Regions from separate parts of the Homo sapiens genome. Here all the other regions are linked to region 5. A link is a contact called in ENCODE Hi-C or POLR2A ChIA-PET data. All regions are on one chromosome and are shown on one strand. Each heading gives the region's core, a stretch centred on a gene start or an enhancer-like site at or near the end of the contact. The rest is flanking DNA. Distances are from core to core; before and after follow the strand shown.

What was found. A loop is a pair of places that touch in the nucleus more often than their neighbours do. ChIA-PET counts read pairs that join two places held with the same protein, here RNA polymerase II (POLR2A). Pooled maps may share reads with other maps.
Region 1: a map of PC-9 shows a loop between it and region 5 (6-fold over the local background). The contact joins the promoter of VAT1 here to the enhancer-like site in region 5. A Hi-C loop is called at or near these places in 4 of 168 maps with a recorded cell type or tissue (B cell, PC-9, heart right ventricle and 1 more), 2 of 37 single-sample maps with no recorded cell type and 14 of 50 pooled maps. POLR2A ChIA-PET finds 5 or more read pairs at or near these places in 29 of 52 experiments (A549, B cell, BJ and 24 more).
Region 2: a loop to region 5 is called in a map of naive thymus-derived CD4-positive, alpha-beta T cell, with 4 times the contacts of the local background. The contact joins two enhancer-like sites. A Hi-C loop is called at or near these places in 1 of 168 maps with a recorded cell type or tissue (naive thymus-derived CD4-positive, alpha-beta T cell) and 8 of 50 pooled maps. POLR2A ChIA-PET finds 5 or more read pairs at or near these places in 4 of 52 experiments (BJ, PC-9, activated naive CD4-positive, alpha-beta T cell and 1 more).
Region 3: POLR2A ChIA-PET joins it to region 5 with 10 read pairs in activated B cell. The contact joins two enhancer-like sites. POLR2A ChIA-PET finds 5 or more read pairs at or near these places in 4 of 52 experiments (H1, HepG2, activated B cell and 1 more).
Region 4: a loop to region 5 is called in a pooled map, with 6 times the contacts of the local background. The contact joins the promoter of DUSP3 here to the enhancer-like site in region 5. A Hi-C loop is called at or near these places in 1 of 168 maps with a recorded cell type or tissue (gastrocnemius medialis) and 6 of 50 pooled maps. POLR2A ChIA-PET finds 5 or more read pairs at or near these places in 5 of 52 experiments (CD4-positive, alpha-beta T cell, HepG2, PC-9 and 2 more).

Annotation. Positions count from the first base shown.
Region 1 is chr17:43,021,009-43,023,708 of GRCh38, forward strand. VAT1 (vesicle amine transport 1) reads right to left here and starts at 1,377. Exons shown (of 6, transcript NM_006373.4): 1 at 928-1,377. The coding sequence starts at 1,314.
Region 2 is chr17:43,718,939-43,721,638 of GRCh38, forward strand. It overlaps the pseudogene WHSC1L2P. Among named protein-coding and RNA genes, the nearest start is that of SOST, 39 kb to the right of the region's middle. RefSeq lists an enhancer at 1-226 and silencers at 1,666-1,735, 1,766-1,875, 2,026-2,085. Within about 2 kb of position 1,438, at least 34 of the 41 ENCODE cell types and tissues checked have a DNase peak (open chromatin) inside an H3K27ac peak, as active enhancers do; they include PC-9, where a contact is called at or near this core.
Region 3 is chr17:43,694,847-43,697,546 of GRCh38, forward strand. The region is part of intron 3 of LINC02594 (long intergenic non-protein coding RNA 2594); the gene reads left to right. Among named protein-coding and RNA genes, the nearest start is that of LINC02594, 31 kb to the left of the region's middle. Within about 2 kb of position 1,258, at least 7 of the 41 ENCODE cell types and tissues checked have a DNase peak (open chromatin) inside an H3K27ac peak, as active enhancers do.
Region 4 is chr17:43,777,544-43,780,243 of GRCh38, forward strand. DUSP3 (dual specificity phosphatase 3) reads right to left here and starts at 1,434. Exons shown (of 3, transcript NM_004090.4): 1 at 1,257-1,434. The coding sequence starts at 1,381. RefSeq lists an enhancer at 698-992 and a silencer at 925-1,614.
Region 5 is chr17:43,359,246-43,361,945 of GRCh38, forward strand. No RefSeq gene overlaps it. Among named protein-coding and RNA genes, the nearest start is that of LINC00910, 28 kb to the right of the region's middle. RefSeq lists enhancers at 798-1,493, 1,539-1,718 and silencers at 1,969-2,028, 2,479-2,578. Within about 2 kb of position 1,251, at least 38 of the 41 ENCODE cell types and tissues checked have a DNase peak (open chromatin) inside an H3K27ac peak, as active enhancers do; they include B cell, CD4-positive, alpha-beta T cell, CD8-positive, alpha-beta T cell and 6 more, where a contact is called at or near this core.

The sequences.
Region 1 (2,700 bases), core at 127-2,626, 340 kb before region 5:
TTAATGATAAATGAGAAGGAGAAACAGGCCTGCAGACTTGGCCAACCAGTTCAAGGCGCCGCACCTCTCCGTTCCAGTCCAAACCCCTGGCACTGGGGTTTCTGAAGTGGGGGTCCTCTGCAGGAGGAAGGCAGAGGTGGGTCCCCCCTTCCACTCCCCGCCCCAGGCATTCCCAAGGGCAGCCCCGGGTCGTGGCCCGAAGGCTGAGGGCTGAGTCACAGGAGGAGGAGATACTGCAGTCACGGGAGACACAGAGCCCAAGACAAAGATCGGATGACCCAATCCCGCCTCCCCCACCCCAAAATCAGATCGGCGGTGTAAGGCTGGTGGCGGTGGGGTAGCAAAGGCTCTCTCTCCTCCGTGATGGGCGTGTCTCGTCTCTTTGGCCTTGCTTTGGGAGGGGCCGCCTCACACCCCCACAGACCACGGGGCTGCATGTGACCAGGACTCTGGCACGGCCGCTGTGCCCCCGCCCAACCCCGACGACATAGCCCCTCAAGCTCCCTCGGGGAAAGGGGGCACTAACCGTCACTCATAGTCACAGACCACAATTACCCAGAGAGTGTTTGGTGGGTAGGGGTACAGGTGTGGTTTTAATGGGGGGGGGGGGGGGGGGTGGGGACGGTAGTGTGGTTGTGCGCATGCGCATGGGCACCTTATTGTTTTCCCCCCCACCAGCACAGCTTCTGGGCGGCGGCCACAACTAAAAATGGTTGGGGAAGGGGCGATAATTTCGTCTCCCCTCCCCACATAAATGCCGCTCTCCAGGAGCCCCCAAACACAAGTTCCTTGGCTACGCTTTCCACGCTCGTGCACCCAGGTCCGCGCCAGTTTCTCCCGCCCTGCCACACCCCCGGCGCTCGCCCACTCGTGCCCCACTGCCCAGTGGCCTGCGCAGCCCTGCCCTGCCCTACGCAACCCGCTCACCTTGCGGTCGCTGACTCCCTCGCCCACTGCGATCACAACACCCGCGCCCTCCATGCCCGGAGTGACAGGCAGAGGCGGGAGACGGTCGTACAGCCCCTGCCTAGCCATGAGGTCTGCGAAGTTGAGCCCGCAGGCCCGCAGACGCAGCGTCAGCTGGCCGGGCCCAGGGGCCGGGGGCGCTGCCGGCCGGCTCTGCAGCTTCACCTTGTCGTAGCCTCCAAAGCCGGTGAGCACTAGGCAGCGCAGCAGTGGCGGCGAGGCGGCGGCGGCGGCGGCCCCTTCGGAGGCCGCGGGATGCTGGGGGTCGCTCGCTGCCTCGGTTTTCGGAGGCGGCGAAGAGGCGTCTTCCCCGGTCGCTGCCTCGGCTACCTCTCTCTCGTCGGACATGGCTGGGACTCCCGACGAGAGCGCACAGCTGGATGGAGAGTGCACAGCTGGGGAAGGCGGAACGCGTCGGGAAGAGCCGCGGCTGCGGGATCCAGCGGGAGGGGCGGGGCGCCGGGCGAGGCGGGGCCTCGCGCTCAGCCTTAAAGGGCCAGGGCCATAGTGGCGCAAGCTGGGAGAGCACGAAAAGGGGCACCAGGAACGTCTGTGCTCTTGGGATCAAGCCGACTGTGATTTATTTATTCATAGTAAACCTTATTCAAATTAAAAACTATTTTAAGGGATAGGCCTGGCGCGGTGGCTCACGCCTGTAATCCCAGCACTTTGGGAGGCCGAGGCTGGTGGATCATTTGAGGTCAGGAGTTCAAGACCAGCCTGGCCAACATGGTGAAACCCCCGTCTTTACTAAAAATAAAAAAGTTAGCCGGGCGGTAGTGGCGCGCGCCTGTAATCTCAGCTACTTGGGAGGCTGAGGCAGAGGAATCGCTTGAGCCTGGGAGGCGGAGGTGAGCCGAGATCGCGCCACTACACTCCAGTCTGGGCAACAGAGTGAGACCCTGTTAAAAAAAAAAAAAAAAAGGGCCGGGCGGCGTGGCTCACGCCTGTAATCCCAACACTTTGGGAGGCCGAGGCGGGTGGGTGGATCACCTGAGGTCAGGAATTCGAGACCAGCCTGACCAGTATGGTGAAACCCCAGCTCTACTAAAACTACAAAAATTAGCCAGGCATGGTGGCAGGTGCCTATAGTCCCAGCTACTAGGGAGGCGGAGGCTGGAGAATTGCTTGAACCCAGGAGGCGGAGGTTGCAGTTAGCCAAGATCATGCCGCTGCACTCCAGCCTGGGCTACAGAGGGAGACTCCATCTCGAAAAAAAAAAAGGCCGGGCGCGGTGTCTCACGCCTGTAATCCCAGCACTTTGGGAGGCCGAGGCGGGCAGATTACGAGGTCAGGAGATTCACCTGGCTAACACGGTGAAACCCCGTCTCTACTAAAAAATACAAAAAATTAGCCAGGCGTGGTGGCAGGCGCCTGTAGTCCCAGCTACCTGGGAGGCTGAGGCAGGAGAATGGCATGAACCCAGGAGGCAGAGCTTGCAGTGAGTCGAGATCGCGCCACTGCACTCCAGCCTGGGCTACAGAGCGAGACTCCGTCTCAAAAAAAAAAAAAAAAAGTTAAGGAACAGTCCCAAAACTTGAACTTACATCAGATTTGGAGTTAACTCATATCAGATTTGGAGTCAGCCACCTGTGGACTGGAGTCCAACTACATTGTGTCTCAGGCTCTGACATCTAACCCAGGCAGGGATGAGACTTAATTCACTGTGGTCTTGCAGTGGCAAAGTAGAAGCATGGAGACCAAGCCTTTAAAACTTTCTGACTTTGGTGTTAA
Region 2 (2,700 bases), core at 188-2,687, 360 kb after region 5:
TTTTTTTTTTTTTTTTTAGATGGAGTCTCGCTCTGTCGCCCAGGCTGGAATGCAGTGGTGCGATCTCCGGTTCATGCCATTCTCCTGCCTCAGCCTCCCAAGTACCTGGGATTACAGGCGCCCACCACCATGCCCGGCTAATTTTTTTGTATTTTTTTAGTAGAGACGGGGTTTCACCGTGTTAGCCAGGATGGTCTCAATCTCCTGACCTTGTGATCCGCCCGCCTGGGCCTCCCAAAGTGCTGGGATTACAGACGTGAGCCACCGCGCCCGGCCCCAACATTCTTTTTTGCTTGGGATAAACCCTCTTCAGGCTGTTAATCAATATAGATAAAAGTATACTGTTCTATTCTTTCTTCTCAAGTCATTTTCAATGCTTTCTCTGCATGGGCAATGCCAAAATCCCATTGAGCATGTTCTCTCTGAGGTCAGGGTTTCCAAATCTTTTGTTTCTCAGAGTGATTGCTGGCTTGTTTGGTTGCCTCAGCCAGTAATTCTTCATACCGCTTATGACCTTTATACTCCTGTACCCATTTTTCATGAACCCACACCCTCTCTGGCTGTTTGCTAAAACACTGGACATGATATTTTCGGGCACCTCCTGTGTTAATTTTGGTATGAACCTCCAGCTGGGGATCACTTCAATCCATACAAGGCCAGCACGGATAGGTTCCCACCTTGGACCACACAAGATCACCAACTTGAAACTTAACACCAGTGGACACTTCTGTTGTTGGAACAGAAGATAGTATTGGCTGAACTGGGGCTTCCTCTTTTAGTACTGGATCTTCCCTTGGTTTTTCTGATATGGTGTGAACCCTCTCATTTGGTCTATTTTGTTCCTCTGGTTCTAATTTGGGGATTTTGTGTGACTTGCGCTCTTCAGATCTTGATGAGTCATGCTTTTTGGGTTTTTTCCTCTTTTCTTTTCTGCTTTCATGCTTTGACTTCGTGTGCTCACTTGCCTGTACTTCATTTAAAAGGTCTCCACAAAGGGAAGACTTGAACAATTCCCTGCCATTCTGGATAGTTTTGGTTATTTTTAGTTTAACTTCAGGTGAGCCACTCTTCTTTGGAATCACAGTTTGTGGTACCGAAGTGGTGGCTGTGGAGGGGAAGGGTTTTCTAGAATTTAATGTGGTCTTCTGTTTAGAATTTCTGAATGGTAATAGTCAGTGGGGCTAAAGTTTCTAGCTGCGCCAAAGTCATTGGCTGACCCATTAGGATATTGATTATGCGACTGGTATTTGGTTTGAATTTCATACATGCTGATTGATGGCAGGTAGCCATTTGTGAGTGGAGGAAGATCTGTTGTAGGTGAGTATTGAAAGCTTTGCTGCAAGGTAGCTTCGTATGGTGTCTGGCCACCATCTTCAGCAATGTCAATTTTGTTATCAAAGGCATCCTCCTGACGGATGCTGGCGGAGTCAGTGAGTTGAGGTGGTTGTTGAACTGTGTTTCCCGTGATCCCTTGCATGAAAGAGAAAGAGAAATCCATTGTTCTGCTCCAGCATTCTTAACTTTCCCTTTCTCTCATCGGGCCTTCAGTTTGTCCCGTTCTAACCGCCCGGCCGTCTCAATGCGATCACAGGAGGGACACGGAGATCGAGGAGGGCCACAGCCGGACCAGGCCAGGCGTGCTGCGGCAGGAGGAAGGCTCCGGAGGTGGGGTGGGAAGGGGAGGCCGAGAGACGGGTGTCGCCGCGCCCCCGCTGCCGCCAGAGAGGAGCCTACGGCTGGCAGCCTGGCCTGGGCAGCAGGGTCCTCGGCGCTCGGCTGGGAAATCGCACGTCTCTCCGCGGTGACCTGTGCACAGCCCCTGGGCCTCCGCCTCCGTGCTGGCAGCCTCCGCCTCAGCGCACAAAGCCCCGTCACCCCGACTCTCGGGGCGCCGCCGCCGCCAAATCCTCAGCCCCTCCCTCATTGGCCGCGGCGTCTGCCGGGAAGTGCAGTCCCGGGTTTGGGGCGATGGAGCCCAGGAGGAAGCGGCGAGTCAGCGCGGCGGAAAGGGCGGAGGGGACGGAGGGGGCGGAGGGGACGAACCACGAACGCCCGCGGCCGCGAGGGTCTGGACGACAAAGGAGAGACTAGGCGAGAGGGCTTGTTGCTTTTTTTTTTTTTTTTTTTTTTTTTTTTTTTTTTGAGACGGAGTCTCGCTCTGTCACCCAGGCTGGAGTGCAATGGCGCGATCTCGGCTCGCTGCAACCTCCGCCTCCCGGGTTCAAGCGATTCTCCTGCTTCAGCCTCCGAGGAGCTGGGATTACGGGGGCGCGCCTCCACGCCCAGCTAATTCTTTGTACTTTTAGTAGAGATGGGGTTTCACCATGTTGGCCAGGCTGGTATCGAACTCCTGACCTCGCGATCCACCCGCCTTGGTGTTGCACTTTTATAACTCTTTTTACCTTCTCACCAAACTAGCATTTAGGAAAAAAAAAAAATCAACAAAAACAAAACAAAAAAACCAAAAACCTCTATCAGTCATTTACACGTTAGTTGGAAATAATTTAGACCAGTGTGGCTCTCCTTCGCAGAACACATTCAGTCCTCTGTGATTATTAGAAGCAAGGTTCACCTTTTGATCTTGGTTAAAGAAATTTCAGGCTAAATTTCTGGGGAGGAGATGTATTTCAGGTTCCAGGATCCCAGAATTGCTCTGCACAAGTCACAGCCATCCTTGTTCCCTGAAGTCTCTGTTGGCTG
Region 3 (2,700 bases), core at 8-2,507, 340 kb after region 5:
GAGCATCTGGTGCAGTGAGTTTCCAACTTGTGAAAATCTGATGTGATCTCGGACAAGTCACTTAACCCCCTGCCTCAATTTCTTCATCTGTAAAATAGGATAGGAATATATCTTGCCCGTCTGATTGTTATGAAGACAAAGAGAACAAATGCACATAAAGCCCGTGACCATGTGCTTTGTGAATGGAAGCTTTAATTTATTCATTCATTTATTTTATTATTTATTTTTATTTATTTATTTATTTTTGAGACATAGTCTCGCTCTGTTGCCCAGGCTGGAGTGCAATGGTGCGACCTCGGCTCACTGCAACCTCCATCTCCCGGATTCAAACAATTCTCCTGCCTCAGCCTTCTGAGTAGCTGGGATTACAGGTGCCTGTCACCATGGCCAGCTAGTTTTTGTATTTTTAGTAGAGACTGGGTTTCACCATGTTGGCCAGGGTGGTCTCAAACTCCTGACCTCGTGATCTGCCCGCTTTGGCCTCCCAAAGGAAGCTTTTATTTTTATTATAGTTTTACATAAGGATAAATTCAGCCTTAGTGAAGGGAAGTGACTTGCCCAAGATCATACAGTGAGACTGCTGGATCTGGGGCTCTACTTCAGAATTTTTTTTTGAGATGGAGTTTCACTCTGTTGCCCAGGCTGGAGTGCAGTGGCACAATCTCGGCTCACTGCAACCTCCACCTCCCGGGTTCAAGCGATTCTCCTGCCTCAGCATCCCTGATAGCTGGGACTACAGGCTCCCACCACCACGCCCAGCTAATTTTTATATTTTGAGTAGAGACAGGGTTTCACCATGTTGGCCAGGCTGGTCTCAACCTGCCTGGCCTCCCAGAGTGCTGAGATTACAGGTGTGAGCCACCACGCCAGTCTACTGCCATTGTCCATGATTTTTCCTACAGGGAAAATCACAATCCCAGAAGATAAGACAAAGAACAGTAAAAGGTGGCTTTTGAGGCAGTGAGTTCTACCTGAAGGTGGGAACAGCCCAGAGTGTCTGGGGACAGAGTGGTAAATTCTAATCAAGCCTTCCCATGGCTTTGTGGATGAGGATGAGTTTCTACCCTGAAGCTCGGCCTGTTCAGCCATAAAATCAGGATAATGGTGGCTGTGCCTCCTTAGAGTAGAATGAGAATCAGAGCAGAACAAGGGAAAGCTGCAGTGACTTGTCAGGTGTCAACCTTCAGCATGATGGGAGAGCCATGGGACCCTTCCCCTTTCCCTAAGAGAGCCAGCCCTCACAGCAGGCCTGGGATCCAATGCCCAGCACCCAGCTGGGAGCCCAGGGACCTTGGCCAAAATCTGGTTCTGCTTCAACTTGGTGCCCGGCCTTTGTCAAGTCACTTCCTCATTTGCAAACTGGGAGAGTTTGGATGAAACTATTGAATGAAATTATTTTGGGGGTTTCTTTCTGGCTCTCACAGTCCTCGCATGCTCACCATGTTCCCTTCAATTTCATTAGCACAGCCCAACAAAGGGTTAAGCAGTGGCAGTTCCTCTCGTTCTTTGGTTAGGACAGGAAGGTCAGGGGTGAGGCCAATACAAGAGGTAGCCGCCACAGCTGATGCTGGAAATGACAATAGTTCTTTCCTAGACTCATATTTGTCCCCTCTCCCTGAAGCTTTGCCTGCAGTGCCCTTGTAAAGAAGTTGGCAAGAAGCAGGAGTGAGGCTCAGCCCCTCTCTGAAATGGATACGCCGGTTGCTCCCCCTCATGGCTGGTCTCATTTGCCTTCTTCATTTTTAGACACATTCCAAACTTTTCAGCAAATTATAGTGTTTGCCAACTGGCCGTCTGGGGCCCAGGAGAGATGCTATTTATAGCGATGCTGGGATGCTGCCATCCCAGAGCAGCCTGGTAAGAAACGGAGCCAGAGTGCCTGGGAGTGGCGTCCTGCACCCTGGGGAGAGGCCAGGGCCCTGGAGCAGGGTGGCAAAGCTGGTGGCCCGTGGCAAGGACCACTGGCACATCCCCTGCCTGCCTGGGCCCTGGGGTCTGTGCCCATACCCCACACGGGGGGCTGCTTCCGTGCTCCTTGGAGAGACGATGGTGCTGTGGGGCCACTGAGCACAGTAAAGGCTAAGACCCACCATAGGTCAGCCCTTGCTCATGCTGACTGTTGCCCCATTTCCCTTCATTCTCTCACTCGTTCATTCCTCAGAATCTGCATCCTGGTTTTGTCACTACCTGGAGTTGTAAAGATACCACCAAGCTCACCTTGTGGTGTGAGCCTTGATTTTCCCCATCTGTGTAAAGGGTGGATCTGAGCTCCAAAGTTCCTTCTAGTCATATGCAGAGTGCATAATAAATGTGTTTGTATTCCCACTGTGCTCAGTGGGCACTGGGGCATGCAGAAGAGAAATTGGAATAAATGTGACCCTTGTCCTCCAGAGGCTCAGTACCAGACTGGAACCAGGACCCAGATGAGGGGCCTACCCAGAGAGGGCAGCGTGCTCTCCTATTTGTGTTAGGCGTTACCATTTACAAAGGGCTTTACGGCTTTGAAGGTCCCCACAACGCCCTGAGGAGGTGAAGTGTGGCAATGCCCGTTCACTTGGGAAAATACTGCATCTCAGAGAGACCAAGGGACTCGCTTAAGGTCACACAGATACAGTAAGTAAGTAGGGAAAGAGCTGGGGCCTCTGGGCTCCTTTTCCGGGGCTCTGGCCTCGGTTTTAACCCGTTCTCCTAGACCTCTCA
Region 4 (2,700 bases), core at 184-2,683, 420 kb after region 5:
ACCCTGTCCTTGTAGTCCCTCACACACTCTGAGCCACCATTTCCTCCTCTGTAAAATGGGAGGAGGGTTAGTTTTGAGTTTTCAACATGCCATCCTTGGGCTGAGCCATGAAGCTTAGGATTTTGGTAACTGGGTCCTCAGAGTATCGTGAAAATCCAACTTGAGGCTTTCCAAGGCTGTACAGGCATGCTAATATATTCTTTCTTGAGGCTCCTATTTCACATCTCAGAATGTTAACACTGGTTCTTTCCTGCTGATTAGACATTCTTACTAGAAAAAAAATTTAAAATTTAAATTAAAAAAAATCTCTTACTGTCCGGGTGCGGTGGCTCACGCCTGTAATCCCAGCACTTTTGGAGGCCGAGGTGGGCGGATCATGAGGTCAGGAGTTTGAGACCAGCCTGGCCAAGAGACCAGCCTGGCCAATATGGTGAAACCCCGTCTCTACTAAAAATACAAAAAGTAGCCAGGCGTGGTGGCGGGCGCCTGTAATCCCAGCTACTCGGGAGGCTGAGGCAGGAGAATTGCTTGAACCCAGGAGGCAGAGGTTGCAGTGAGCCGAGATCTCGCCATTGCACTCCAGCCTGGGTGACAGAGCCTGGGGGTGAAAGGTCAAGAGCCTTTTCTAGGTGGTGGCTCAGGTCCTTAGGGGGGTTATCACTGGACCGTTCTAGAATCTCCTGTAAATCAAATCACATCTGGAAGGTGGGGGCCTGGAAATCCCGGCCCAGCTCCCCGGACTCGCTCATTTGGGGTGTTTAGGTTCCCTGATCCGGGACTGCCGGGCCGGGAAAATTCCATGCCCGAATTGTGACGTCGGCCCGTTGCCATGGCGGCGAAGGCAGACATTCCGCGGTGACCTCACTGCAGAACCAGGCAGCTGTCACATGACGCGCGGGCAGGAGACCGGCCGGGCGACCGAGGGTCACCTGTTAAGTGAACATGGTAGCCCCGACCCCGCCCAAGGCCAAGCCCCAAGCGGGTGGCGGCTGGGACCCGGGCAGGCGCCACCCGGGCTCCGTGCACCCCGCCACGGGGAAGGGCCGCGCCCGGCCAGGCAGGGTTCCAGTTCCTTGGCCCCACGCGCGGGGGTAGGCGTCGACTCCAGGCCCCTCCCAAGCCCCCGCTGTGGCTCCCGGAGGGGCCATCGCGCCCGGGCTCCCCCAACCCAAGACTCGCGACACCCCGACCCCAGCCTCGGGTGGGCGGGGCGTCCCGAGAGGGACGGCGGGGCCGGGCTCGCGAAAGGGACTCACGCGTTGCCCACGTAGATCCGCGGGGTGACCTCGTTGCAGGGCTGGCTCGGGAGGCTGTAGCAGCCGCTGCCGTCCGAGAGCAGGTCGTTGAGATCCTGCACCGAGAGCTCGAACGAGCCCGACATGGCGGCGGCGGGGCCCTGCACGCCCGGCAGGAGCAAGCGAGGCGGAGAGCGGCGGATCAGCTGGGCGGGGGCTCGCGCCGGGAGCCGCCCCGTCCCGCCCCTGGGGCGGGCCCGCCGGGCTCCGGGAGCTGCGGAGCGCGGGCGCCGTGACGCGGGGGCCCCGCGCGCCACTCCTGGGCGCGTCCCGGGGGGAAGACGCCACCGCCCTGGAGTCTCAGGGGTCCTCGCCCCATCCCGGTCCAGGCCGTTTGTGTATCTTTGTAAACTGGCAAGCGCGGTAACTTCCTTCCCTGAATTAAATGCAGGGCCCAATAAACATTTCGTGGCGGAGGTACACCTAGGGGTCGCTTCAGTCTTTCATGATTACAGGGACCGCCGGGTTCGGCTCGTGAGCGGCTCCCTGCAGTGGAGGCACCACCCGGGCGCTTGACAGAATCCCCGCCCCAGCCCAGCCCTGCTGGATCAGAGTGGACATTTTACGGACCCCAGGAGGTCCCTACGGTCAAAGTCTGAGAAGCCCTACTCTGGGGCGCATCTGCTTTCAACATTCATTGAGAGTCATCGTCGTGCTTAAAAGCAGTCAGGTTTGGAATTCTGAGGAATTACTTAACCTGAGCCTGTTTGCAGGGAAAAAAAAAAAAAGCGGGATAGTAATGGTACCTAATTCTAGGGTTGCTGGAAGGGTTAAATGTGACATTCAAAGAAGGCACCCAGCACTGCATGGCGAGCACTCAATAGGTGTTAGTCCTTCATCAACAAATGCGTTGAGCACCCAGTGGGTGCTATACCCTGTGCTGGGGTGGAGATAAATCAGACTCCTGCAGCCCTTCCTGGAGCAGATGCCAGCCCACCATAAGCCACTCAGCATTTCCTGAACTCCCACTAAGTACAAAAGATAGTCTCTGTACTGGAGGAAAGCTGCCCTCCCCTACTGCCATGAAAAACTGGCAGTTTCCTTCCTGCAAAAGGGCAAATTTGGCCTTGAATTCAGGAACCCCACATCCTGAGCCCAGCCCTGCCACCAACTTGGTTCTTGAGTAACGTTGCTGCTGCTGTGGTCTTCAGTTTCCTCATTTGCAAAAGGAATTGGATCCGATTATCATTAGGGTCAACTTTCTCCTCCTCCAAAACTTGTGGTCTTGCACCTTCAGGGGAGCTATTGCAGTGGAGACTACTTAGCTGATAGCCCAAGATGTGTAACCAAGGCTGGAATTTCTGTATCCCTCACCCCACCCCGTGCCTGCCCACCCCTCCCGGTGCACCACTTCTTTCCTTCTGGTGTTGGCTGGCAGCATCTGCATTCTAAGCAGCGGGGAAAG
Region 5 (2,700 bases), core at 1-2,500:
CAAACAAAACAGCAAGGAGAAAAGTCCCCTGATTTCCATCCTAGTGCTTCTCAATCACACTCAGCACAGCAGCAACAAAACACAACCACATCTATCGAATCTTACTGCTCATAGCTGTTAAATATCAAATCTCAATCAGCAATTTTAGAGCCGGATCCTCCAATGCTTTTGGTTCCCAGTGTTTCACAAGCAAACGGACAGAAATCGGGAGGGACATAGGAGAAGAATCAGTTAAAATCCCTAAGACCAGTTAAATGAAGTCTCCTGAAAATGACACTGAAACGGAGACAGCAACCAAGACAAGGAGGACGAGGCAGACTAATACAAAGAGCATAGCCTGCGGTGTCAAACCTGTTTTTTAGCCGAGAGGGGCTTTACTGGGAGGGGCCTCTAACCCTCCTCGGTCGGGCCTCTAACCCGAGGTCGGTCAAGTGTCCTTGCCTTTTATTAAGAGGGGCCTCTAACCCACTCTCTTTTAGGAAAGACTCTAACTCCATTAAGTTGGGCCTCTAACCCAATCCCATTCTTTACCCGGGCACTCCACCACTTACCCAAAGTCAGTCTACTGACTACTGCAGTGCTGCAGTCTACTTCCTTTGGGTTGGGGGAGTTTCTTCAGTATCGTCCCTTCCATCATTCGCCAGAAATATGTTATAGGACCCCAACACTTCCCCAAAGCACTATAGTCCCATCTGTGGTGGCCAGAAATACGTCACAGGAAAAGGGCCCCGATCCAGACCCAAAGAGAGGGTTCTTGGGTCTCGCGCAAGAAATAACTCAGGGCAAGTCCGCGGTGCAAAATAAAAGCAAGTTTATTAAGAAAGTAAAGTGGTGAAAGAACAGCTACTCCACAGACAGAGAAGGGCGTTCCTGAAACTAAGAGAAGGAACGTATCCACCCTAGGTACAATGCTTGTACACATGGGGAGAGGTGTTCTGTTACAAGGGTTTGTGATAATTAACTTTAATTATTACATTTTGCAAGAATCCCTATTACTACCTTTAAAGCAAAATTAGGAACGCCTTTGTTCTCCAGATATCCAGCTATCTGGACACTCGGGTCTCTTCAGTAAACATTAATTTGTTCCCTTAACCGTAAGTATCTGAAAGCTAGGAATATCCTTCTGAGAATGCAGGCCCGTAAGTCCCGGCCTCATTTTTCTAGCCCTCACTCAAAATGGGGTCGCTTCAGGTTCCAACGTCTCTGACAGTCATACTACATATGACTCAGCCACGTCAATGGAAAAAGTAGACTGGATAGTGACGTACCCGCAGAAAACGAATGCAACAATCTGTCATACAGATCTGACGGCAGTCAGATTCTGCAGTGAAGTAGAGGCGGTAAACTTGAATGCAACGATCTTCATACCGCATCCCACAAAGCCACGTAAATCCAAAAGCAGTCCGACTCTCGATAGTGAAACACATGCGGTAAACTTGAATGGAAAGATGTTTATACTGCCTCGGATAGAGACACGTAAATGAAAAAGCAGTCCCACTTGGGATAGTGAAGTATGGGCGCTCAACTTAAATAGGACCGTCCGCATATCGTATGTGAGTGAAGCAAGTAATAGCAAAGGGCAGTCAGATTACGGAGACCGATGGCGACTGAAGTGAGTGCAGTAACCTTTAACTCAATGATCGTCACGCCGCAACCAAGTGAAACCGAAAGCAACTAAGCGCTCGAAAGCACGCCCGGCCAGCTCAAAAACTACGGCGCTGATGGACCCCAGTGATCCGACGTAAAGGTGCAAACGTAAAGCGCACACGGCCAATTTAAAAGCAGCGGCGCTGATAGGCCCGGACGAACCGACGTGAACGCGTAGAAGTAAGGTACGCGCGATGAGCTTAAATACGCGAGTACTAAGAGACCGTGAAACCCGGATTTAAGCGTGTAAACGCAACACACAACCTAGGAGGTCAGTAACAACGGTCCCAACTGATGCAAATGGCCCAATGCAAACACGTTGACAATCTCCCGTTAGCGACAGTAACAGACGCTAAGCGCCCAATGCGAACAAAACTCCCGCTTCGAAAACTACACCTCGGAATCCTTCCAGCGATCAAGGGCCAGCAACACCACAAGCCTTCCACTGTATCAACACCGTTTTCAAAACGAAAATGTTAACGATCGGCCACTGTACTCCTTCTCCCACACATCCTAACCTCAGGGTGACAGATAGCACCCTGAATAACTCTCTCTCCTACGTTGAGATTGTGTATCTTTATCCAAATCTGAACACCTGCGTAAGTAATATTGTTACTATTTTGGAGGATATTCACTTTCCTTTTTTGCTCCCATAACTCCCGAGAGAAGCAGCCATTTTAAATTTGCATGCCCCGCCGTGCCCTGCCTGCCAACCACTGAACAGAAAAGCGCCTGTAAATCACTGGAATCTTGGGAAAGCTCCTTCGGCTTCATTGCCCTTCAGGAGGAAAAACCCACAACGGAAAAGACACGAAGAGCTCTAGGAGGCTCTTCTTTCCTCCTCCTCCCCCTCCCCTTCCCCTCCCCTCTCCCTCCGCCTCCCTTCCCCTCCGCATCCCCTCCCCCTCCCTTCCCCCTCCCCCTCCCCATCTCGTCCTGACCTAGCTGGCATCCAACATTACTTTAAACTTTTTTTCACACATACGTTGAAAGAATTGTTTGGTGAACACCCGTATGCCCATCACCTAAAGTCATCTTGCTGTACTTGCTTTA